Regions from separate parts of the Homo sapiens genome. Here region 1 is linked to region 2. A link is a loop called in an ENCODE intact Hi-C map of the cell type or tissue named here. Cell type or tissue: K562. All regions are shown on one strand. Links, peaks and the distances in the headings refer to the core of each region. The heading gives the core; the rest is flanking DNA.

Region 1 (12,904 bases), core at 4,338-6,837, 82 kb after region 2:
GGGTGCGGGGTGGGGACGGAGGGGAGAGTCCTAAGGGCCGATTTAGTGTCATGCCTCTTTCACCGCCACCACCGAAGATGAAAGCAATGATCAGCTAAATACCGTGTGTTCTCATCTATAAGTGGGAACTTATAGATGAGAGTTCTTGCATGGGCAGAACTAGGGGGACAAGAGACGCGGGAGCCTACTTGAGGGAGGAGTGGAAGGAGAGACAGCTTCAGGAAAAAACAAAACAGGAAAACCGTTGGACACAGCGCTGAGTATCCGGGTGATGAAATCATCTGCACACTGAACCCCCCTGTCAGAAGTTTACTTATGTAACAGTCTTGCACATGTATGCTTGAACAAGAAATAAAAGTTAGGGGGGAGCAGGGGGAGGAAGGGAGAGAGAGAGAGAGAAGTAAAATGAAACACCACCTCCTTGACCTGAGTCAGGGGGTTTCTGGCCTTTTTGGGGGAAAGTTCAGCGACAATGCAGTATTTGGGTCTGTTTTTTTTTTTTTTTTTTTTTATTCTTTTCTTTTTTTTGGACTGAGTCTCTCTCGCTCTGTCACCCAGGCTGCGGTGCAGTGGCGCTCTCTCGGCTCACTGAAACCACTGCTTCCTGGGTTCCAGTGATTCTTCTTCAGTAGCTGGGATTACCGGCGCGCACCACCACAGCCGGCTAATATTTCTATTTTTAGTAGAGACGGGGTTTCTCCATGTTGGCCACGCTGGTATCAAACCCTTGACCTCAAGTGACCCACCCTCCTGGGCCTCCCAAAGTGCTGGGACGACAGGCCTGAACCACCGTGCCTTTAAAAGCACGGGCCCTGCCACCTTTCGTTGTGGCCCTTACGTTCAGAATGACGTGTCCTCCCTGCCATAGGTTGACTCCTTGAGTCCCCTATGCCATTGCACTCTAGCCTGGGCAGCAAGAGCGAAACTCCGTCCCCCCACCTTCCCGCACAAAAATAAATAAATAAATAAATAAATAAATAAAATCTCTACGTGTGTTCCAAAGAGTGATTTCTAAGAAATGGCACTGTACACTGAACGCAGTGGCTCACGTCTGTCATCCCGAGGTCAGGAGTTGGAGACCAGCCTCGCCAACATTGTGAAACCCCGTCTCTACTGAAAATACGAAACTGAGTCAGGCACGGTGGGGCAGGCACCTGTAATCCCAGCTACACGGGAGGCTGTGGCAGAAGAATCGCTTGAACCTGGCAGGTGGAGGTTGCAGTGACCCAAGGTTGCGCCACTGCACTACAGCCTGGGCGACAGAGTGAGACTCAGTCTCCAAATAAATAAATAAATAAATAAATGAAAGAAAGAAAAAAAGAAAAGAAAAGAAAGAGAAAATAAAAGAAAAAGCACTGTATCGCTACTGGGCTAGGACCTTCTCTCTTTCTATCTGTTTCTCTCTGTCTCTCTGTGTTCGTCTCTGTCTTTCTCTCTCTGTCTCTTTCTCTGTCTCTTTCTTTCCCTCTGTCTCTGTCTCTCTGTCTCTCTCTCTCTCTGCCTGTCTCACTGTGTCTGTCTTCTGTCTTACTTTCTCTGCCCGTCTGTCTGTCTCTCTCTCTCCCTCCCTGTCTGTTTCTCTCTGTCTCTCTGTCTGTGTTTTTCTCTGTCTATCTCTTTCTCTGTCTGTCTGCCTCTCTCTTTCTTTTTCTGTGTCTCTCTGTCTGTCTCTATCTCTCTCTGTCTCTCGCTCTCTCTGCCTATCTTCTGTCTTACTGTCTTTCTCTGCCTATCTGTCTCTCTCTGTCTCTCCCTCCCTTTGTTTCTCTCTCTCTCACTCTCTCTCTGTCTGTTTCTCTGTCTCTCTCTCTCTGTTTCTCAGTGTCTCTCTCTGTCCATCTCTGTCTTTCTCTGTCTGTCTCTTTCTCTCTGTTTCTGTCTCTCTGTCTCTCTGCCTGTCTCTCTCACTGTGTCTGTCTTCTGTCTTACTCTCCTTCTCTGCCTGTCCGTCTGTCTGTCTGTTTCTCTCTCTCCCTCCCTTTCTGTTTCTCTCTGTTTCTCTTTCTGTTTCCTGTTTCTCTCTCTCTCTGTCTGTCTCTCTCTGTCTGTCTCTTTCTCTGTCTGTCTCTCTCTCACTCTGCCTGTCTCACTGTGTCTGACTTCTCTCTCTCTCTTTCTCTCTCTCTGCCTGTCTCACTGTGTCTGTCTTCTGACTTACTCTCTTTCTCTGCCCATCTGTCTGTCTCTCTCTGTCTGTTTCTCTCTGTCTCTCTCTGTCCATCTCTGTTTTTCTCTGTCTGTGTCTTTCTCTGTCTGTCTGCCTCTTTCTTTTTCTGTGTCTCTCTGTCTGTCTGTCTCTCTCTCTCTGTCTCTTCCTCCCTTTGTTTGTCTCTCTTTCTCTCACTCCCTCTCTCTATTTCTGTCTCTCTTTCTGTCTGTTTCTCACTGTCTCTCTCTGTCCATCTCTTTCTCTCTGTCTCTCTCTCTGCCTGTCTCTCTCACTGTGTCTGTCTTCTGTCTTACTCTCCTTCTCTGCCTGTCCGTCTGTCTGTCTCTCTCTCTCCCTGCCTTTCTGTTTCTCTCTCTCTCTGTCTCTCTCTCTTTCTGTTTCTGTCTCTCTCTGCCCATCTCTGTCTTTCTCTGTCTGTCTCTCTCTTTCTTTCTCTCTGTCTCTGTCTCTCTCTCTCTCTCTGCCTCTGTCTCTCTCTCTCTCTCTGCCTGTCTCTCTCACTGTGTCTGTCTTCTGTCTTACTCTCCTTCTCTGCTTGTCCATCTGTCTGTCTGTCTCTCTCCCTCCCTTTCTGTTTCTCTCTCTCTCTCTTTCTGTCTGTTTCTTTCTCTCTCTGTCTGTCTCTGTCTTTGTCTGTCTCTTTCTCTGTCTGTCTGTCTCTGTCTCTCTCTCTGCCTATCTCACTGTGTCTGTCTTCTGTCTTATTCTCCTTCTCTGCCTGTCTCTCTCCCTTTCTGTCTGTTTGTCTCTCTCTCTCCCTCCCTTTCTGTTTCTCTCTCTGTTTCTGTCTGTTTCTCTCTTTCTCTCTCTGTCTCTGTCTTTGTCTCTTTCTCTGTCTGTCTGTCTCTTTCTTTCTCTCTGTCTCTGTCTCTCTCTCTGCCTGTCTCACTGTGTCTGTCTTCTGTCTTATTCTCCTTCTCTGCCTGTCTGTCTCTCTCTCTCTCTTCCTGTCTGTTTCTCTCTCTCTCTTTCTGTTTCTTTCTCTCTGTGTCTGTCTCTGTCTGTCTGTCTCTCTTTCTTTTTCTCTGTCTCTCTGTCTCTCTCTCTCTGTGCCTGTCTCCCTGTCTGTGCCTGTCTTCTGTCTTACTTTCTTTCTCTGCCTGTCTGCCTGTCTCTGTTTCTCTGTCTGTCTCCCTCCCTCCCTGTCTGTTTCTCTCTGTCTCTGTCTCTCTCTTTCTGTTTCTGTCTCTCTCTGTCCATATATGTCTTTCTCTCTTTGTCACTTTCTCTGCCTGTCACTCCCTTTCTTTCTCTCTGTCTCTCTCTCTCTCTGTCTCTGTCACTGTGTCTGTCTTCTGTCTTACTCTCTTTCTCTGCCTATCTGTCAGTCTCTCTCTCTCTCTGTCTGTCCCCCTGCCTTTCTGTTTCTCTCTCTGTCTCTCTTTCTCTTTGTCTCTGTCTGTCTCTTTCTTTCTTTGTCTTTCTCTCTGTCTCTGTCTCTCTCTCTCTCTGCCTGTCTCTCTCACTGAGTCTCTCTTCTGTCTTACTCTCTTTCTTTGCCTGTCTGTCTATCTGTCTCTCTCTCTCCCTCCCTGCCTTTCTGTTTCTCTCTCTCTCTGTCTCTCTCAATTTCTGTCTGTTTCTCTCTGTCTCTATTTCTGTTTGTTTCTTTCTGTCTCTCTCTGTCTGTCTCTGTCTTTCTCTGTCTGTCTGTCTCTTTCTTTTTTTGTGGCACGATCTCGGCTCATTGCAACCTCCACCTCCCAGATTCACGCCATTCTCCTGCCTCAGCCTCCCGAGTAGCTGGAACTACTCGGCACCCGCCACCACGCCTGGCTATATTTTTTTGTATTTTTAGTATAGACGGGGTTTCACCATGTTAGCCAGGATGGTCTTGATCTCCTGACCTCGTGATTCGCCTGCCTCGGCCTCCCAAAGTGCTGGGATGACAGGCATGAGCCATCGTGCCTGGCCTGTCTCTCTCTTTCTTTTTCTCTGTCTGTCTGTCTGTCTCTCTCTCTGTGCCTGTCTCTCTGTCTGTGCCTATCTTCTGTTTTACTCTCTTTCTCTGCTTGTCTGTCTGTCTCCCTCTCTCTGTCTGTCTCCCTCCCTCCCTGTCTGTCTGCTTCTCTCTGTCTCTGTCTCTCTCTCTTACTGTTTCTGTCTGTTTCTCTCTGTCCATCTCCGTCTTTCTCTCTCTGTCTCTTTCTCTGTCTGTCTCTCTCTCTGTCTCTCTCTGCCTGTCTCTCTCACTGTGTCTGTCTTCTGTCTTACTCTCTTTCTCTGCCTATCTGTCTGTCAGTCTCTCTGTCTCTGTCTGTCTCTCTCCCTCCCTTTCTGTTTCTCTCTCTCTCTCTTTCTGTCTGTTTCTGTCTCTCTCTGTCTGTCTCTGTCTTTCTCTCTCTTTCCTTGTCTTTGTCTCTGTCTCTCTCTCTCTCTCTGCCTGTCTCTCTCACTGTGTCTTCTGTCTTACTCTCTTTCTCTGCCTGTCTGTCTGTCTGTCTCTCTCCCTCCATGTCTCTCTCTCTCTCTCACTCACTCTCCGTCTCTCTCTCTTTCTGTCTGTTTCTTTCTATCTCTCTCTGTCCATCTCTGTCTTTCTATGTCTGTCTCTTTCTGTGTCAGTCTGTCAGGCACCTCGTGACGGGGAGGCCCTGCCCCTTCCATGAAAGTGAGAAGTGCGTGCTTAGGTGCTTAGAGAGGCCGAGAAGAATCTAGACAGATGGGCCCTACTGGGCTTCCCCACTCGGTGTATGATTTCGGGAGGTCGAGTCCGGGTCCCCACTTGGATGCAAGGGGCATTTTCAGACTTTTCTCTCTGTCACGTGTGGCGTCCGTACTTCTCATATTTCCCTGATAAGTTCCTCGACTTAAAAATAAACGGTTAAGGCCGGGCACGGTGGCTCACATCTGTCATCCCAGCACTTTGGGACGCCGAGGCGGGTGGATCACCTGAGGTTGGGAGTTCGAGACCGGCCTTGCCCCGTCTCTACTAAAAATACAAAACTGAGTCAGGAGCGGTGAGGCAGGTGCCTGTAATGCCAGCTACTTGGGAGGCTGAGGCTGGAGAATCGCTTGAACCTGGGAGGCGGAGGCTGCAGTGAGCTGAGATTGCACCACTGCACTACAGCCCAGGCTGTAGAGTGAGTGAGACTCTATCTCTAAATAAATAAATAAATAAATACATTCTTTTCCGTGCTGACTGACATTTGCAGGCATCGGTTGTCTTCGGGCATCACCTAGCGGCCACTGTTATTGAAAGTTGAGGTCACACGGAGGGAGGTCTCCCTGACTTCACCGAACCTGGGGCAACGGGTTTCTCTCTCTCCCTTCTGGAGGTCCCTCCCTCTCTCCCTAGTTGCCTAGGGAACCTCTGCCCTGGCGGGGGCCCTATTGTTCTTTGATCAGCGCTTTAGTTTTCTTTGTGTGTTGGTTTCTTTCATGCGCATAGACTCTTCTACTTGAGATTTAGGAGGGGTCAGTTTAATTTTCAAGTCGCCCCTCGGCTCCCCCCACTACCCACGTCCCTTTAGCTTCATTTAGTGAGTCAGTTAGGTGGGTTCCCCCCAAACCCCACCCCCCGCCTCCCGACACCCTGCTTGGAAACCTTCCGGAGCCACCCAGGTGAGCCTCCGTCTTCTCTCCCCTTCCCCCACCTCTTCCGCCGATCTCATTCTTGCCAGGCTGACATTTGCATCGGTGGGCCTCAGGCCTCACTCAGTGGCCACCGTTTTTGAAGATGGGGGTGGCACGGTCCCACTTCCCCAGAGGCAGCTTGGGCCGATGGCATAGCCCTTGACCCGCGTGGGCAAGCGGGCGGGTCTGCAGTTGTGGTTTTTTTCCCCCGCTTCCCTCCTCAGGCCTCCCTCCCTAGGAAAGCTTCACCCTGGCTGGGTCTCAATCACCTTTTATCATGATGTTTTAGTTTCTCCGCCCTCCGGCCAACATAGTTTCACAATGGGAAGGGCATCACAGCTCTAATCTGGGCCTTCTTAGCATTTTCCCAAAATAGAAACGCTTTCTGAAAACTAATACTTTGCTCACTTAAGATTTCCAGGGACGGTGCATTGGCCCGTGTTTGTTGGCTTGTTTTGTTTTGTTCATGTTTTTCCTTTTTCGTATGTATTTCTTTTCAGGTGAAGTAGAAATCCCCAGTTTTCAGGAAGACGTATATTTTCCCCAAGACATGTTAGCTGCTGTTTTCTCCTGTTAATTAGTGCTTTTGTGAATCTCTCAACGTGTAGTGAGAGCCGGCTGATGTTTACTAGACTTCAGAACATCTTATGTTCTAGAAATCCGTAATCGAATGCTGCTGCTGCTCTTGTTGCTGTTGTTGTTGTTGTTTTCAAAGCACACCCCGGCCACTGTTTACCGGATCAAAAGCATTATAAAATATGTGTAATTATTTCCTGAGCATGCCCTTCCTCCTCCTCTCTCTGTCTCTCTTTCTGTCTCTGTCTCTCTCTTTCTCTGTTTTCTCTCTCACTCTGTCTCTCTCTCTCTGCCTGTCTTATTTCTCTCTCTCTCTGCTTGTCTCTCTCTCTGTGTGTCTTCTGTCTTACTCCCTTTCTCTGCCTATATCTCTCTCTCTCTGCCTGTCTGTCTCTCTCTCTCTCTCTCCCTGTCTGTCTCTTTCTCTCTGTCTCTGTCTCTCTCTCTTTCTGTTTCTCTCTGTCCATCTCTGTCTTTCTCTCTCTTTCTTTCTCTATGTCTCTCTGTCTCTGTGTCTCTCTCTCTCTGCCTGTCTCTGTCTTCTGTCTTTCTTTCTCTGCCTGCCTGTCTCTCTCCCTTTCTCTCTCTCTGTCTCTCTTTGTTTCTGTCTGTCTCTGTCTTTCTCTGTCTGTCTCGTTGTCTGTCTGTCTGTCTGTATCTCTCTTTCTTTCTCTGTCTCGCTGTCTCTCTCTCTCTCTCTCTGTGTCTCTCACTGTGTCTGTCTTCTGTCTTATACTCTTTCTCTGCCTGTCTCTCTCTCCCTGTCTGTTTTTTTCTCTCTCTTTGCCTGTCTGTTTCTCTGTCTCTGTCTCTCTGTCTCTCTCTCTCTGCCTGTCTCTCTCTCTCTCTTTGTCTGTCTTCTGTCTTACCGTCTTTCTCTGCCTGTCTGTCTGTCTCTCTCTCTCTGTCTCTGTCTTTCTCTCTCTCTTTCCGTCTGGTTCTCTCTCTCCCTCTGTCTGTCTCTTTCTCTCTCTGTCTCTTTCCCTCTGTCTGTCTCTCTCTTTCTTTCTCTCTGTCTCTCCATCTGTCTCTGTCTCTCTCTCTGTGTGTGTGTCTGCCATCTGTCTTACTCTCTTTCTCTGCCTGTCTGTCTGCCTGTATGTCTGTCTCTCTCTTTCTTTCTCTGCCTGTCTGTCTCTCCCTCCTTGTCTGTTTCTCTCTCTCTCTGTCTCTGTCTGTCTCTCTCTCTGTCTGATTCTCTCTCTCCCTCTGTCTCTTTCCCTCTGTCTGTCTCTCTCTTTCTTTCTGTCTCTCCATCTGTCTCTGTCTCTCTCTGTGTGTCTGCCATCTGTCTTACTCTCTTTCTCTGCCTGTCTCTCTGCCTGTCTGTCTCTCTCTCCTTCTGTCTCTGTCTCTCTTTCTGTTTCTCTCTGTCTCTGTCCATCTCTCTCTTTCTCTGTGTCTTTATCTGTCTGTCTGTCTCTCTTTCTGTCTTTCTCTCTTTGTGTATCTTTGTGTCTCTGTCTGTCTCTCTGTCTGTCTCTCTCTTTCTCTCTCTCTCGCTCGCTCTCTGGCTCTCGCTATCTCCCACCCTCTCTTTCTTTGCAAAATAAGTTCAAGTACATCTAATCTAATCCATTACCATGGCCTGAATTCTTAACTTTAGACATCCCAGATTTGATCTCCCTACCGAATGCTGTACGGAACTGGTGAGTTGATTTCTGGACTTGGATACCTCATAGATACTACATATTAATAAAGATCCAACCCTAAAATCTGGGGTTGCATCTCCCTTGACCGTCTCAAAAAATCATACCTCTGTTCACCTAGGATGCTGGGTTTTCTCAATGTGCATCTGCTCGTGTCCTTCATGACCTGTGACCGAGCCCTGTCTGTTCTGTCTCAAATATGTATCTGCAAACACTTCTCTCCATTTCCACAACTACCCATGGCCCATTGTGGAACCACTGGCTCTTTGAAAAAAAATCCCAGAAGTGGCTTTGGCTTTTTGGCTAGGAGGTCTAAACCTGCTGAGAACTTTCCTGCCCAGGATTCTGTGTGAAAAAAAGTGCCTCTGCTGGGAGCTGGGATCCTCCAGACCATGCTTGCTAGCGCTGGATGAGTCTCTGGAAGGACGCACGTGAGTCCACAAAGCTGACCTGTCCCACCGAGATCAAATGGATACCTCTGCATTGGCCAGAGGCCTCCAACTTACATCACTGTTACCATCACCGTCAGCATCCTTGTGAGCCTGCCCAAGACCCCAACTCCGGGGAGACTCTTGGGAGCCCAGCCTTCCTCGGCTAAAGTCCAAAGGGATGGTGACTTCCACCCACAAGGTCCCCAGTGAACTGTGAAGATGTGGAGCGTAGGTCAGAGAGGGGACCAGGAGGGGAGACGTCTTGACAGGCGATGAGTTCCCTAGGCTCTGGCCACCCCACTCACATCCCATGTCCCGGGCATCCGCAGGACACCGCCGCTTTATCCCCTCCTCTGTCCACAGCCGCCCCCACCCCACCCCGCAACCCACGCACACACGCTGGAGGTTACAAAACCACAGGGCGTGAATACAGCCTGACGGAGCGAGAGCTTATTTCACGAGGCCGGGGGGTGCGGTGGGGTGGGGTGGGGGTTGGGGGTCTGTAGAGAGCCCGATTCTCCCTCGTGGGTGGCTACAGGATACAAATGAATATCGCTTCTTGGGTGGAGGGGCTTCCTTAGGCCGTCACGTTTGCGGGACTATCTTTCAAACCCTTCCTTGAGGCCACAAAATAGATTCCACCCCACCCCTCGACGTTTCCCGTTTCCCCGGGTGCTGGATGTATCCTGTCAAGAGACCTGAGCCTGACACGTTGAGTTAAACACCTTAACACCTTTATTGGCTTTGTGTGTTTGTTTGTTTCCGAGATGGAGTCTTGCCCTGTCCCCCGCCCCGGCTGGAGTGCAGTGGCGTGATCTCAGCTCACTGCAACCTCTACCTCCTGGGTTGTAGCGATTCTCCTGCCTCAGCGCCACCAAGCTTGGCTCATTTTTTTATTTTTAGTAGACACGGGGTTTGACCCTGTTTCATTGGTTTTCACTGGAGATTCTACATTCGATCACACCTCACTGTGTGCCACATAATGACTTCTTTTTTTTCTTTTTTTAAAGCACAATATATCTGCTTTATTTGAGTGGCTTTGTATATCGTTATAATTGTGTTATAGATGAAGAAAAGGTGTTAAACACGGTGCTAATAATAGTGAAAGTGAAAATAAAGAAAGGCTATCTATTTTGTAGTTAGAATAAAGTTGCTCAGTATTTAGAGTTACTGAAATACATCAGCATTTAAACTCCTCCTAGTAAAAGCTTGCCAATCTGAATAATCCTCCTTTAAACACAATTTTTGATATGGTTAAGGTTTTTAAGAATGTGACTCCTGCAGAATAGCTGAACAGACAATACACATTTAAAAAAGAACAACACAAGGGTCAATCAGACTTGGGAAAAAATCAAAAACAACACAAGTCTTATGAAGAACTGAGTTCTTAAAATATTACGGAGAACATAGCTATCGGAAGAGAAGGCAGTATTGGTAAGTTGATTGTTACATGTGTCAGCAAAAGCTAGCACTATTTTTTTGGCAATCTTTCAGGCACTGCAACTACTACTGCAAAATGAGATATAATCCATTAAACAACATATTCACAAATCAAAAAATGTTTTCGTAATGTAATGCTTCAGATTTAGAAGCAAATCAAGTGTTAAAACTCAACTGCTATAATAATTAACCCCAAAGATAACCATATCTGACAAAAAAGCTTCCACAGAGTTATGACTTCAGAATTATACTTTCTGTTGATATTTATTTATTTATTTATTTATTTTATTTTATTTTTTTTCTTGAGACGGCGTCTCGCTCTGTCACCCAGGCTGGAGTGCAATGGCGTAATCTTGGCTCACTGAAACCTCCATTTCCCAGGTTCAAGCAATTCTCCTGCCTCAGCCTCCTGAGTAGCTGGGACTACAGGCGCCCGCCACCATGCCCAGCTAATTTTTATACTTTTAATAGAGACCGGGTTTCACCATGTTGGCCAGGATGGTCTCAATCTCTTGACCTTGTGACCCGCCTGCCTCGGCCTCCCAAAGTGCTGGGGTGACAGGCGTGAGCCACTGTGCCTGGCCTTCTCTTGATATTTAGACTTTTAAGTCAGTTCAGAAAAATACAATAAATGTCAACAGTAAGTATGGTGTTGAGGCAGAAGTAGAACCAAACTTTTTCATATGTTATTCAGTTGATAACAATATGACCTGGGTAGTAATTTCCTATGTGTCTACTTATACACAAGTACAAAAGAGTAAAAGAGAGATACTGCTAAATAAAAGGGTACACTAAATTCTTAATAGTAACTCAATAAACTGGAACACTGTCAAAAAGCAGCAACTAGTGAATTTTTTCAGTGTTTTTTTCTATTATCCAATAAATGAATTATGCTATTCCTTTCCAATTTCCCAAGCACTTTTTGTCCCAATCACCATTTGTGTGTTTCAAGAAAAAGTAACAAATCAAGTAACAAAACTAAACAAGCAAACAAACAAACAAAACACAACTACAGTATCTGCAAAAGTTTGGTAGAAGACTGAAACTGTTGAGTATAAGGATCTGGTATTCTACTATCATTAGTTAACTTAAGAGTTTGTTAAAGACACACATTTCATAAGAAAACATGTTAGTTTGAGGTTATTGACCAGTATGTACCATCCCTAAGTATTAGTAACCAAATTCATGACAATAAAGAGCTATCTAACAAGAAAAATTAGTGACTATCAGCACCATCAACAAGACTTTGTCTTTACACTTCATTGCCACTTACCATGCATTATAATGTCTAGGATTGACTCTGATAGCATTTCAAAAACTAGCTAATGCTTTGTCCAATTCTTCAGTTAAGACAAACTCTCGCCTTAATAGAGTTATAGGCATAAGCATAATTTGGATCCACTTGGATAGCTCTCTGGAAGAATTTAATTGCAATATCGTGTTCCTGTTGCAGACTGAAACAGTTCCCTGCAACACACCAGGCCTCTGGGAAATTTTTATCCACATCTGTTAAGTCTTTTGACAGAACTGAAAGAGCAACATCTTTTTGAAGATGCCAAAGTGTTGTAGAGTAGATTTCTATGCCTTCGACTCTATAATTCTCAATCCTTCTAACCTCTGAGAATATTCTTTCAGCTTGCATGTACTCTGAAAGTTCAAAATAGGCCCTTCCAATTTGGCACAGTACCCAACCAGTATTGTAGTGGTGAGAAGGTAGATGGCTCAAAACATTTATAGCTTCTTTGCAGTGGTATGAACACAAAGCTAAATAACCTTTCCCCCATTCAAGAAAAAGGCTCATCAAGCCTTCTGCTGCTGCTTTTTGTAGACTAAAAGCCTGAATCTGAGGTGTGATTGTGGATATTTTCCCTTCTGAAATGATGAAAGAGTCCAATTTTGTAATTTCCAGGCTATCATTTATGTTAGGTTGAGTTATTCCTCCTTTATTAGTTTTACTTTTTGTTTTTCTGTTTGGGATTTTAGGTGGAAACTTCATTTTTAATTTCTTCCTATTCTTGGTTGTGGAACTGTCACTAGTCAAGAGTCGTGAACTTCTTCGATGCAGCGCATTTGGGGGAGATGTCATAGTGGGGCTCAATACCTGAGGTGTTGTACTTATTTATGGACCAGAACTTTCTGTTTGTGCAAGAATTGGAGTTACCTCTTGGCTATCTCCACCCTGTGAGAAGACAGACTTTGCTCCAGTTTGGCTGATTCTGGCAACAGACTTTTTTGAAGGGGCTCCGGTGGATGGCACATCAATTTCAGAAGGTGTATTAGTGTAGTTTTGTAAATAGGATCCATCTCCAGGACTTGGGGTTTCTAATGGCAAAATCCCAAAACTTGGGGTGAATGGACTAAAAGCTGCTGGTCCTCCTAATAAACTTCGACCAGTTTTTGGTTTATTTTGAACCTGTTTAGAAAATATGGAAGTTCCTGTTCCCAGTGGGACAGTATCAGGTGAAATTACAGCTGAATCAATAGAAGACACTGGGGAATCTGTATTCAAGGAGTACTTTGAATTGGAAGATTCTAAATTCAATCTGTTTAATTCAGTTGTGTCCTGTGGTGTTTCCGTAAGAACGGTCTCAGGCTGTCTGTGACATAAACTATGATTAGGTACTTGTGCTTTGCAAGAGTTGGGCAGACAGTTTCTAAAGTTCTGTGAAGATGCGAATTTAAATGTTTGGTCAGGATCTGGCTTTTCACCTATTTCACATAATGATTCGAAGGGATACCAGAGGAAAGGATTTAAACTAAGGCTCTTTTGGTAACATTCTGATCCTTTGGCAAGCCAATCTGTCTTGCAATATACATGTTCCAACAATGGAAGGGGAAAGCAAGCTGAATCATCAAACTCAGTAACAATATCATCATGGCTTTTCTGCTTATTAAACACTCCACCAGATAAGATTTGTTCCCCTTCTGCAAGCTTGCTAAGATCAACACAACATTTTGCAAGCAGGTATTTGCATTGTGGTGTAGGACAACTGTGTCCTTTCAAGAGTCTATATTCTTTATAGGCCTTTCCTGGGCGGTAAGAACAGGTCGCCAGTAAAAAC
Region 2 (12,904 bases), core at 6,576-9,075:
ATAGATAAAAGTTAGTGTATTTATAAAGTATTGCATATACATATTGCATGCAAGTATGCAGATATCATAATAGAAAAGTATTATTTTTTTCAGAATCTTGAACTTAAGTATATTCTATATGACTATTTGCTGAATCTTGTAGCTCCACCATGAAAATAATAATGGGTCTTGGAAAATATGATATGTACCTGGAGAAGTGATATAGAATTAAAATTTATAGAATTCATATTGTTTGGTCAGAGCGTAAGAGAGTGTAATCAGGTCCTAATAAATACATTCAAAATGTAAAATCTTAATACAAACCTCAGCACTCACTGTAAGAAGTGACAATTAAGCTAGAGTGAATCCCCTGACCACTCTCAGAAGACACATAATGCATTTGAGACCAGCCTGGCCAACATGGCAAAACCACGTCTCTACTAAAAATATAAAAATTAGCCAGGTATGGTGGTGTGCACCTGCAATCCCAGCTACTTGAAAGGCTGAGTTAGGAGAATCACTTGAACACCAGAGGCAGAGGTTGCAGTGAACTGAGATCACACCATTGCACTCCAGCCTGGGCAACAAGAGCAAGACTGTGTCTCAAAAAAAAAAAAAAGAAGAAGAAGACAGATAATGCATAACAATGTATCATTATTATGACTTCACTTTAGGCTATTCTCCATAGAATAAGTTCCAAAGTATGTGATCATCATGGATAATGGTGGAGAAGATGACATAATTAATGAATCTTTATGTTATAGGTTATCTCTTAGGTATTAAATCTATGTTGGATAAAGAACATCTGAAGTAAGATTGCTATTATTTTGAAGATAATATCCAATTATTTTCTGCAAGTTGCATTTGGTCACTGTGAGACAACTTATGATGCGTGGAAAAATGCCAACTACCATGATTTACGTATAATTTATATTACAAAATTTTAGAAGAAAAACCAAACTCTTTGAGGGATTTTAAAGAGGCTTATTTTGAGCTTATATGAATGACTGTGGCCCAGTGAATCACAGGTTTAAGGAGTCCTGAGAAACTGCATGCAAAGCAGCTGAATTGCAGTTGATTTTCCATTTTAGAGAGGGAGAAATTACAGGGGAATACATAAATCAATACACAGAAGGTATACATTTGTTGGACCCAAAAAAGATTCTTTGAAAGATCAAGCCTTTCATTATATTGACTGAGCAAAAGATGGAAGACTAATTATTAAAATAATAAATGAAAGCAGAGCCATTACAACCAACTTTACAGAACTACAAAAGGATTACAGGAGTATACTGTGAACAACTGTCTAACAACAAATTAGGTGCCCTGGATGAAATGGATGAATCACTAGAAAGACACAAACTACCAAAGTGGCTCAAGAAGAAAGAGAAAATCTGAACAGATCTATAACCTAGGAGATTGAATTAGTAATCAAAAGCGATTAACAAAGAAACATTTATGACCAAATAGCTGCATTAACTGCTGAGTCAACCTAACATTTAAAGAAGAATTAATACCATTTCTTCTCAAACTCTTCTGACAAAATATATGAAGAAGGAATACTTGCTAATTCATTTTTTGATAACAGCATTATCCTTATACCAAAGCCAAAGAGAGCACAAAAGAGAGAACTACAGCACAATATCCCTTATGATATATAAGCAAAAATCTCAGCAAAATGCTAGCAATACTAGCAAAATACTAGCAGCAATACTGCGTAATCAAAGGATTGTAAACTATCACCCTTTGAGATTTATCCCCAAAATGCAAGTGTGGCTCAACATATAAAAAATCAATCAATGTAATATACTGTAACACTAAAATGAATAAGCATGTTATTGTTTCAATTGATGCAGAAAAAACATTGATGAAATACAACATCCTTCTATAATAAAAATACTCAGTAAACTAGGCATAGAAGGGATCTTCTGCAACATGACAATGGGATGTACAAAAACCCAACAGTTAATATCATGATCAATGATGAAACACTGAAAGCTGTTTTCCTAACATCTAGAACAAGACAAGGATGGTGCATTTGCCACTTCTATTCAATGTAGCACTGGCAGTTCTAGCCAGAGCAATTAGGCAAGACAAAGAAGTAAAAGGCATCTACATTAGAAATAAAAAATAGGTGTAAAATTATATCTACACATGATCTTATGGGTATAAAGCTCCAAACAAAACACAAAACCATTTATAACTAATAAAAGAGGCAGGATGCAAAACAAACATAGGCAAATGAGCTATATTTCTATTTAGTTGTAAATAACTATGAAAACATTTTAAAAATTCCATTTATAATAGCATCAAAGAATAAGTTATTCAGGCATAAATGTAACCATGGTGGTATACACAAAACTTTGCTGAAAAAAAATAAAGAGAGTGGAAATAACTGGAAAGACATTCTGTGTTCACGGGTTGTAAGACAATATTGTTAAGATGACAATACCATCTAAAGTATCTACAGATTCAATGCAATATCATCAAAATCCCAAAGGCATTTTTGCAGAAACAAAGAAACTCATTCTAAAATCATACAAAAATTCAAAGGATCTGACAGACAAAACAGTCTTGAAAAAGAACATTGGAAAATTCACATTTTTCAGTTTCACAGCCTACTACCAATCTACAGTCATCAAGAGAGTGTGGTACTGGCATAAGACCAATAGACTTTTAGACCAATACAATAGAACAGATTTGAGATCCTACAAATTAGTCCTCACATATATGGTCAATGACTGTTCAACAAGGTGGCCAAGTCTAGTCAAGAGAGGAAAGAACAGTCTCTTCAACAGCTGGATGTCAGTGCACAGGAGAGAAGTTAGACCCCTACCTTGCAGTATATACAAAAATTAATTCTAAATTAATAAAAGACTTAAATGTAAGGACTAAAAATATGTAACTCTTAGAAGAAAACACACAGTACATCTTTATGACCTTTGAGTTTTAAGTGTATTTTGAAATACGACAGAAAAGCACAGATAACAAAAGAAAATACATGTAAATTAGATTCAATCAAAATAAAAACCCTTTATGCATCAAAGGATACTATCAAGGGAGTGAAAAGACAACCCATAGTATGTGAGAAAATATGTATCTGCTAAAATCAATGTGTTTATCTGATAAAAGCTTAATATCCCACAACTCAACAACAGAATTTCTAAGATCCCAATTAAAAAAGAGGCAAAGGACTTGAATAGACATTTCTTCAAAGAAGATACACAAATGTCTAAGAAGGACAAGAAAAGATGCTAAACACCATTATTCATTAATAAAATGCAAGACAAAACCCAAATGAGATGCCACTTTGCATCCACTGGTAAGGCTTTCATAACAACGACACAGAAAATCAATGTTGCTAAGGAGGTGGAGAAATTGGAGCCCTCATGAACTGGCTGCTAGGAACAGAAAATGATGCACTTGCTGTGGAAAACAGTTTGGTGGTTCCTCAAAGAATCACACAGAGAAACAGGCGCCGCTGGCTTGCGGGTTCTCCTGGGCTGGCGCGGGACTTCCCGGAATCGCAGGCGCTCATCCCTTCCCTCCTGAGGGCCCCCCTGGCCGTGACTCCCGCCCCTCTTCTCCTCCGAAGAGAGATCGGGGCCGCTCCAGGGGCCGTCTGCAGCCACCGGGGATGGGGCTGAGGGTCGGTTCCTGCCCCGGTGCAGCCGCCTCCGGGCAGACCGCCTGACTTGGCCTCAGTCACGGCGACATCTAGCCCCGGTTCTGCGAGGCTGGGCGCGCCAGCCAGCTTGGAAGTTGCCCGGCGCCTGTAGCTGGGCGCCCAGGTGGTGGAGCATGGCCTGGGCGGCCTCTGGATCACGAGTGCCCCTGGCCTGAGAGCCCGCCAGACCCTGCCCCCGCCCGGGTCCTCCTCTGCCAGAGCTCGAGACCTCCAGCCAGGGGTCCTCTACAGCCACCCGGGATGGGGCTGAGGGCCGGTTCCCGCCCCCGTGCAGCTGCTGCAGGGCAGACCGCCTGGCTTCGCCGCAGCCACAGGGACATCTGGCCCTGGTTCCGAGATGTGGGGAGTGCGGGCGGGCTCGGGAGTTGCCTGGAGGCTGCTGCCTGCACACAGAAGGCGGCTGCAGCTTAGGTGCCCAGGCGGGCTGGAGGTGCATGGCCTGGTCGGCCTTGGGATCGCCAGCGCGCCCAGCCTGAGGGCCCCCAGGCCGTGCCTCTCGCCCACTCCTCCATCTGAGGGAGATCGGGGCCGCTGGCACGGGCACTCGGCAGTCACCCCGAGTGGGGCTGAGCGGCGGGTTCTCAGTTCTGGCTCCTGTGCAGCCGCCGCCGCCGGGCAGAACGCCTGGCTTGGCCGCAGCCACTGGGATACCTGGCCCTGGTTCTGCGATGCTGGGAGCGCGAGCGGGCTCGGGGGTTGCTAGGCAGCTGCTGCCTGCACACAGAGGGCGACTGCAGCTTGGGCGCCCAGGCGGCGGAGCATGGTCTGGGTGTCGTCTGGAATGCGTGCGCGCCAGGCTTGAGGGCCCCCTGGTGGTGCCACCTGCCTCGCTGCTGGGCGCCTCCCTGCCCCTGCGCCTGCGCCGGCGCTGGGCCTTTGCGAGGGCTGAGCTGAGTTCTCCTCAGCACAGACCCGGAGAGCATCGCGAGGGCGGAGCTGAGTTCTCCTCTGCACAGACTTCGGAGATACAGCGAAGGCGGAGCAGCGTTCTCAGCACAGACCCGGGCGGGCGGGCCGGGAGCACCGCGAGGGCGGAGCTGCGTTCTGCTCAGCACAGACCTTGGGGGCACTGCCTCGCTTTGGTACAACTCGGGGCCGCATCGACGGTGAATAAAATCCTTCCTGTTTGCAGCCCTGAATAATCAGGGTCAGAGACCAGTTAGAGGGGTTCAGTGTGGAAAACGGGAAACCAAAATCCCCTCTGAATCCTGCCCACCGAGGTTCTCCCCAGCCAAGGCGAGGCGGCCGCAGTGCGAGATCCACACCGCAGCCTCAGAAGACAAATGCAGCATTCCTAATGCAGAAATGACACCCAAAATATGACACCCCCATTGCTCATGTAACAAGCACCTGTAATGCTAATGCACTGCCTCAATACAAAAATATTAATATAAGATCCGCAATCCCCTCGCTGCCGTGCAGTCCTAAGACAGCGATCATAATAATCAACATTGACATAGTCAATACCAACGTAGTAACGAACCTAGGGTTAAGGTTGGTGTTAGGGTTAGGGGTTAAGTTTAGGGTTAGGGTTTGGAGATAGCGGTTGGGGTCAGAGTTAGGGGTTAGGAGTCAACGTTTAGCGTTAGGGGTTAAGAGACGTTAGGGGTTAGGTATTAGGGGTTAGGGTTGGGTTAGGGTGAGGGTGAGGGTTGTGGTTAGGGGTTAGGGATTAGGGTTAAGTGTTAGGGTTAGGGGTTAGGGTTAGGGTCAGGGGTTAGGGGTCAGGGTTAGGGTTCAGGGTCAGGGTCAGGGGTCCCACTCTGTGGGTTGTGTATTTACTCTGCTGACTGTTCCCTTTGCCATGCAAAAGCTCTTTAGTTTAATTAAGTCCCAGATATTTATCTTTGTTTTTATTGCATTTGCATTTGGGTCCTTGGTCATGAAATCCTTGCCTTTGCCAATGTCTAGAAGGGTTTATCCAGTGTTATCTTCTAGAATTTTTATAGTTCAGAAAATAGGTTTAAGTTCTTAATCCATCTTGAGTAGATTTTTGTATAAGGTGAGAGATGAGAATGCAGTTTTATTCCCCTACATGTGGCTCGCCAATTATCCCAAAATCATGTGTTGAAAAGGGTGTCCTTTCCCCACTTTATGTTTTTGTTTACTTTGTCGAAGACCAGTTGGCTGATTATACTTGGGCATATGTCTAAACAAAACATGTATAGATCTGTATGCAGAAAATCATGAAACACTAAAGCAAGAAATTAAAGAACACTTAAATGAACGGACTTGTTATATTAATGAACTGGAAAACTCAATGTGAGAAAGACAGATCTACTGATTTCACATAATGTCAATGAAAATACCAGCTGAATTTTTGGGTAGATATAAATAAGCTGATTCTAAAATGCATGGAAAGGTATGCATTCCATTTATATGGAAAGGCAAAGGAACCAGAATAGCTAAAAACAATTTTGGAAAAAAAAGAATAAATTTGGAGGAATCAAACTATCCTAAGATTTACTATCAAGCTACAGTAAATATGACATCTTGGTACTGGTGAAGAGATACACACATAGATCAATTTAGCAGAACATAGTACAGAAATAAACCCAAACAAGTGGTGTTGGGATGGTTGGTCATTCACATGTAAAGAAATAAACCCCAACTTAACCATCGCATATTATTAAAAAGTTAACTCACAATGGATCACAGATTTAAGTGTAAAACCATAAAACGTCTAGAACAAGAGAAAATCTTCATGACCTGGGGCTAGGCAGACTTCTTAGATATGACATCAAAAGCACAATCCAAAAAAGATAACATCGATAAATCAGATGTCATTAAAATTAGAAATTTTGTTCTGCAAAAGACACTATTAAGAGAATGAAAAGACAAGCTACAGGCTGAGAAGAAATATCTGCAAATCACACATCCAAAAAAGGACTTATATCCAGAATATATAAATAGCTTTCAAAAATCAACAATAGGAAAAATATAACCCAATGTAAAACTGGGCAAAGCATGCATACAGACACTTCCGCAAAGAAGATATAAGGATGGCAAAGAAACAACAACAAAAAAGTAATATCTGCTGAACACCATTAGCCATTAGGGAAATGTAAATTAAACTCACAATGCTTAGAATGGCTAAAATAAAAAAATAAGGAAAATACTAAGTGCTGATGAAGATGTAAATAAACTGGAAATTTCTACATCATTAGTGAGAATGCAAAATGGTACAGATACTACAGTTTGACAGTTTCTTATAAAGTTAAACATGCATTTCCCATATGACCCAGTAAACATACTCCTGGCTTCGTATGCTACAGAAATAAGCACAAAAAAACTATACATGAATGTTTATATCAGCTCTATTGATAAATGCCAAAAAGTGGGGGGAAAAGTCTATCAACCAGTGAATAGATGAACTGTGATATATCCATAAAGTGGATACTTCCGTTAACCAGAAGTAAAAGAAATGAAGTATTGATACGTATAACAACTTGGGTGAATGTCAAGAGCAATTTGCTGAGTAAAAGAATCCGGTCTCAAATGTTACATATAGCATCAGTCCATTTATATGACATTCTCAAAAAGACAAAGCTGTAGAGTTTTAGTGCTTATGGTAGTTGCCAGTGGTTACAGGTATGGTGAGGGGTAATTATGAGGGAAGACATGAGCGGAGTTTTTGGGGTGATGGAAATGTTCTTTTTCTGACTACGGTAGTCGTTACACAAACTATGCCTGTGTTGTAATAGAATTGTACACCAAAAATAACAAAATAGTCTATTTTACTGTAGAAACATTTCTTAAAAACCTGTTTTAAAAACCTGGAAACACAATCTTAGTTATAAGGCATGGTCTATAAATGTTGTTATCATTTCTAACAATTTGTTTCCAGGGATTTTTTTTTAGATTATCGAAACATAACCAATCATTGCTCTTCAACTCTTCAATACTCTGAAATAGTTGGTGGATTATATAACCTACCAATATTAAGTGAGATTAAGGAATATATCCAGGGGTTATTTCTATTCTATTTTGATACCTAATTCCAATTCTACACTGCAAATCCTTGATGCCAGCTGTCTGTTGAGTAGCTACTCTAACCATAAACACTTAACAACTTTGTACGATGTCCTGGACACATAGAGAAAAATATGACATGGTCCCAGAAATAGAAGAACTTTCAGTGTATGGATTAGATAAAGATAAATAAGAAACGAAGAGCTATAAGACTTAGGCAAGGCAAACTCTATACTGGAACACAAAATTCAGCACCATTCTTCTCCAAGGTACAACTCTCTTGCGTCCTCTAGCGTCCTCAAGTAAGGACCATTCTGTAAGCTGCAACGAATGAAAACCTTAGAGTAGCTGCTGGCATTTCCCTTTCACGGTCTTGGATATAAGCAATTTATGATCATCAATGTTTGACAATTATGACAATCAATCAAACAATATTATACTAAGTCGATGTTAGAGATTTGGTTTAAAATACTGAAACCAAAAAAAAAGGGGCATGGAGTTGATCCGAGACAGGCAAATGTTAACAAAGGTTGAAGCTGGGTGATGCTTCCACAGAATTATTTTAGTCATATTACATTTGGCTATGCTTATAAATTTCCATAGTAAAAACTTAAGGGAAAAATAAAAGCTATGAAGCCTATTTGGTTAAACGTGGGTAAAAATCCAAAAAGAAGTCTACTGGAAGAGGAAAACATTGAATTAATATTGTTATTGTTATATCTTGTGGTTAGCATAATTAATTTTTTTCTTTTACTCTTTCTATACTTTCTTAATCTTTTACAATATGCAATCATTTATATAATCAGAATATGAACGTAAATATTTCAAATAAAATTAAATTACAGATAACTAAAAAAAATAAAAAATTCAAAGCTCATTAACCTCGCTTTTACGGTCCTCTAGAAAAATCCAAACATGTCTTCTGAAGCTGACACTAAACACATCAAGAACTAAGGCAATGGATGGAAACTATCTGAATTCAAATCTCAGCTCAGGCTCTTACCACCTGGGTGACCTAAAGATAAACCATCTATGCTGTGTGTCTCTTTGCTTTTCTTTAAGATGGGAATGGTGGCACCCAACCCAGCCTCAAAGGGCTCTTGTGAGGATTACATATGTTAATTCATATCAAACTCTTAGAATGATCAGCACTCAATGTTTAAATACTATCTTTATTACTCATGCCCAAGTTCTCCCTCATCCGTTTCTGCATTTATTGAACAAATATCAGGGCATCTTCGAGCAGAATTTGCCAATGAATGAAGGAAATATCGTCTCCCCTGGGAAGAAAGGATGATAAGTACTACTCAGGTGAGACTCCGCTGCCAAGTGCCAAAGGGTTATTCCCTCCTTCTCCCTGAAGCCTTTTTCAAGAAGTCAAGGCTAAAGAAGGAAAGGAGGATGGGAGAAATCAGAACTCCTGCATGAATTACAGTGGACTGCCCAGACAGCCCGGAGTGATCCTCTCCTAAAGAAAAATCTCTCAGTGATCAGAAAAGGGCCAGGGATACTCTGCAGCTGGAGCTCTGACCCCATCCTGGGCTCACAGAAGCTTTCAGGGAACTGAGTCCTTCTCAGAAAATTAAAAAGTGCTAATAACAAGAGACCCATCTTCTACCATCTGTCAGGCTCTGTTCCAAGCCTTTTTATTTAACTCTCAAAAGAACTCCATTAGATAGATACTAGTACCATTTTAAAGAAAAAGAAACATAGGCAGAGAGATTAAGATACTCGCCTTTTATTATACTGCTAGGAAATGGCAGAGCTGGCTGATGGTCAGGGGAAAGGGCTGGGGGAGTACAGAACCCAGGAGATCCCCAGTCCCTGAGATGTAGGATCCCGGACCCCCTGCGCTAAGTGGAGATGCGCCAGCTGCCCCACACTGGAGAAGGCTCAAAGAAAACAAATCCCACCCTTCGCCGCAGGTGGATTCTCCTCCCCTAGGGCTACTGTCCAGTTGCTACTGGCCTCCAGCAAAACGAACATCAGTATGGACGGAAGGAGCAGGACGCAGGGCGGGGAGGGTCACCTTTCTGGGAGGAAAGAAGGCCGCGGCCTAGCGTACCTTGGGCGGAAGTGGCTCTCCCTACTGAGACCTCCTGGACTACGCTTCCCAGAATTCTCGACGGGATCAGGGAGACGGCCTCAGCCTCCTAGAGCGGAAGTTACACGACTACACGGGGCTCCCAAACTACACTTCCCAGAATTCCTAGAAAAACTCTCCACTCTCTGCCTGCCTAGGACGCAAGTGCAGGGTGCCAAGCGGAGAGCCTGGATCATATTTCACATGTGCCTGTCCCAGAGGAATTCCTTAACTCTCCCTTCCTGGAACCGAAATGCTTCCAAAGACAGAGAGCTCCTATATATATTTCTCTGTTTTCCCCAGAGGACCGTGCATGAAAGGCGCCTTTCCTGGCGCGTGTGTCTCTGACCCTGTGGATCTTCTGGACAATTCCCGGAATTTCTTGCAGGGCAGCACTTCCCCTTAAGTCGTCTCTTTCTCGTTTGGATAGTCAGTATTTATATAGTCACTATTCTCTTTTGGTTAGCCATCTAATTTTATACTGCTAGTCAAGCTCTACTCCCTTCCCCCTAGAGTTTGAATTTATTTTTCTTCAAACGCTACACAAACCCAAATAAACTCAACCAAAGCGGACTTTACCTACCTTCCTACCTACCTACCAAGAAAATATCCCACAAAGGAGAGAACGGAGAAGCTTGCAATACAGGAAGAAAAAAAAAGAATTACAGAATGGAAGGGATGTGTGCGCTAAAAATGCAGGTACTTAAAGGAAATTGGGCTGATTTGTACTGGACACCGAATTTGAGGAATACAGGATCTCAACCTTTCTTTGACTGGATTACTTTTTTATTCCATTTTGGTGTGGACGCGTCTGAAACTGATAGTGCTGCTGCTACCTACCATAATGTGTTTGTTGCAAGATCCACAAGAACGTGGATGCCAAGAATCCACAAAAAAAAAACAGATGCAACCGTTGATGAGGCCATAAGCAGAAACAGTAAGTGGTTCCCACGTTTCCTCTGCTTTAACTACTGATGATGAAATGCAAGTCATAAGGCAAATAGAAGGGCTGTACTGATACAGACAAAATGTTATTATTATGGGAAGGGATAACTCCCTTGTAAAACCTTGAAATGTTTTTCTTCTTTGAGAAAAATCTATCACCTATTTTCACCCTGCTCTTGATATAGCAAATATTGTAAGTTGTCTTATGGAGGATGACTCAGGGAAGACGGTGAATGGGTTCACTCAATCCAGAAAAGGAAGAGGAAAATAAAAAGACATAACGACCAATCTGTGAAAACGCTCAGTGGCTTAAAAGACACTATTAAGAGATGAAACTATTTGATTCTTTATTTAACTCCTTTCCAAGGAAATGTTTTTGAAAATCCATACGGTTTACATATTAAAGAGGATCAATCTGATAATAGGTGATTTTTTTGAAAAAATGAAAATTTAAAAATAAAAGGGACAGAATAATATTTTGTATACTTCCACTTCTAGTAATAATAAAATGAGTGATTTGGAACAAACATGTAGCAGAGGAAAGGTGAGCAAACTTTTTAAATGTCAAAAGACATCAAAAGACAAGATAATGGAGAAATGGTGGGCCAAAATTCAGAAACAGTTGGGAGAGTCATGCATTTGGGGCTACTTTTCTCCTGGGGATGATGGTCTAGTCTAGGATCTGAAAAGCCTAGAATCTCTGCAGCACTTTTGACACCTATATGAAGCTGGGGGAAAGAAAGATTCTAGCAAAAATTAAAATGCACATCTTTTCAGGCGCACATAAGATTTGTACAAATGAGTAAAATGATATGGGATTTCAAAATACTGAAATACTATGTTTTCGAATACAGTGAAATTTGGCTAGAAATCAATAAAAATACAACTAAATGATTCATGTGTGCATTTAATAAATATTGTCTCATCTCCAAACCCACCATTCTTCACTCTGCTTTATGGGGCTGGAATGGGGGAGTCTGCAGCCAATCTTTCCCGACCTCTACACCCCCAATCTGGTTCTGTGTTCGGCAACTATTAGCAGAAGAGTATAGGGGTGGTGGGGGCAGGGAGATATACTGTATCCTGTGCCTGCCAGCCAGCAGTACTTTTTCTTGTAGCAACTGCCTAATTTTCAGTTTTTCTAACACTTGAATACCTATTTCATCATGGCTCTTTATAAACATTATTAAACAGCTTCCCAAAGACTGATCCTTAGATGTCTAAGTGCTAAAATTGCAGGGCCCTGTTTCTGAGCTCAGAGACAGCAGAGCCAGCTGAACACTGGCCTCTCCTTAGAGGTCTGAGTTTCAGGTGAGCATGACCTTCCTCCAAGCTTCTAAGTTTTAGTAATTCCTGTCTCTTCACTTTGTTTCCTCAGACCTCAGGTGGTTGCTGCTTGCTGCAGTTGCTACTTCCTGCAGTTGCTACTTCCATCATATATTAGAGTTTTTTTGTTTTTTTTTTTGACATAGTCTCGCTCAGTTCCCCGGGCTGAAGTGCAGTAGTGCCATCTCGGCTCACTGGAACCCCTGCGTCTCGGCTCCAAGCAATTCTCCTGCCTCAGCCTCCCAAGTAGCTGGGATTACAGGCATGCACCACCACTCCCAGCTAATTTTTGTGTTATCAGTAGAGATGGGGTTTCACCATGTTTGCCAGGCTGGTCTCAAGACCTCCTGACCTCGTGATCCACCCGCCTCAGCCTCCCAAAGTGCTGGGATTACAGGCGTGAGCCACAGCATCTGGCCCAGAGTTCTTTTTCTGCTCTTTCAGAAATCTAGCTACCAACTCTACAATATGCTAATTTTTCTTTTCAAATAATTGGTAAGGTTTCTATCTTCTAGGTGGACCCTAAATTATAAACTTGTTTGGAAATTAAACCACTTTTAAGTAATCCATAGATAAAAGAGTATGGCATTGAAATCTGGTGTCATCAGTGAATTCCACCAAATATTTAAAGAAGAAACCATGTTCATCTCAAAATTATTCCTCAGAATAACAAAATAGGAAACACTTTCCAACTAACTTTATGAGGCCACTATAATAACACTGACAAAATTTGTGAGAGGCTTCATTACAATAGAAAATGACAGGTCTGGCCGGGCACGGTGGCTCATGCCTGTAATCCCAGCACTTTGGGGGGCTAAGGCGAGCAGATCATGAGATCAGGAGATCATGAGATCAGGAGATCCAGACCATTCTGGCAAACACCAACACAGTGAAACCCCGTTTCTACTAAA

What was found. Peaks named below come from ENCODE experiments on the same cell type or tissue, not always from the same donor. Only the 100,000 strongest peaks of a DNase experiment are listed, where the experiment ranks them.
Region 1: it touches region 2 in a loop (6-fold over the local background); 1 of 110 quality-filtered maps calls a loop at or near these places.

The regions. Positions count from the first base shown.
Region 1 is chr20:30,493,095-30,505,998 of GRCh38, reverse strand. It overlaps the pseudogene CDC27P4. Among named protein-coding and RNA genes, the nearest start is that of FAM242A, 140 kb to the right of the region's middle. In K562, for the core only: a CTCF peak has its summit at 5,339 (motif pointing left); a DNase peak (open chromatin) is centred at 5,416.
Region 2 is chr20:30,577,071-30,589,974 of GRCh38, reverse strand. LOC107987280 (a long non-coding RNA gene) reads left to right here and starts at 9,872. Exons shown (of 2, transcript XR_007067755.1): 1 at 9,872-10,659. It also overlaps the pseudogene LOC105379482. In K562, for the core only: a CTCF peak has its summit at 7,929; no DNase peak of the experiment used is centred there.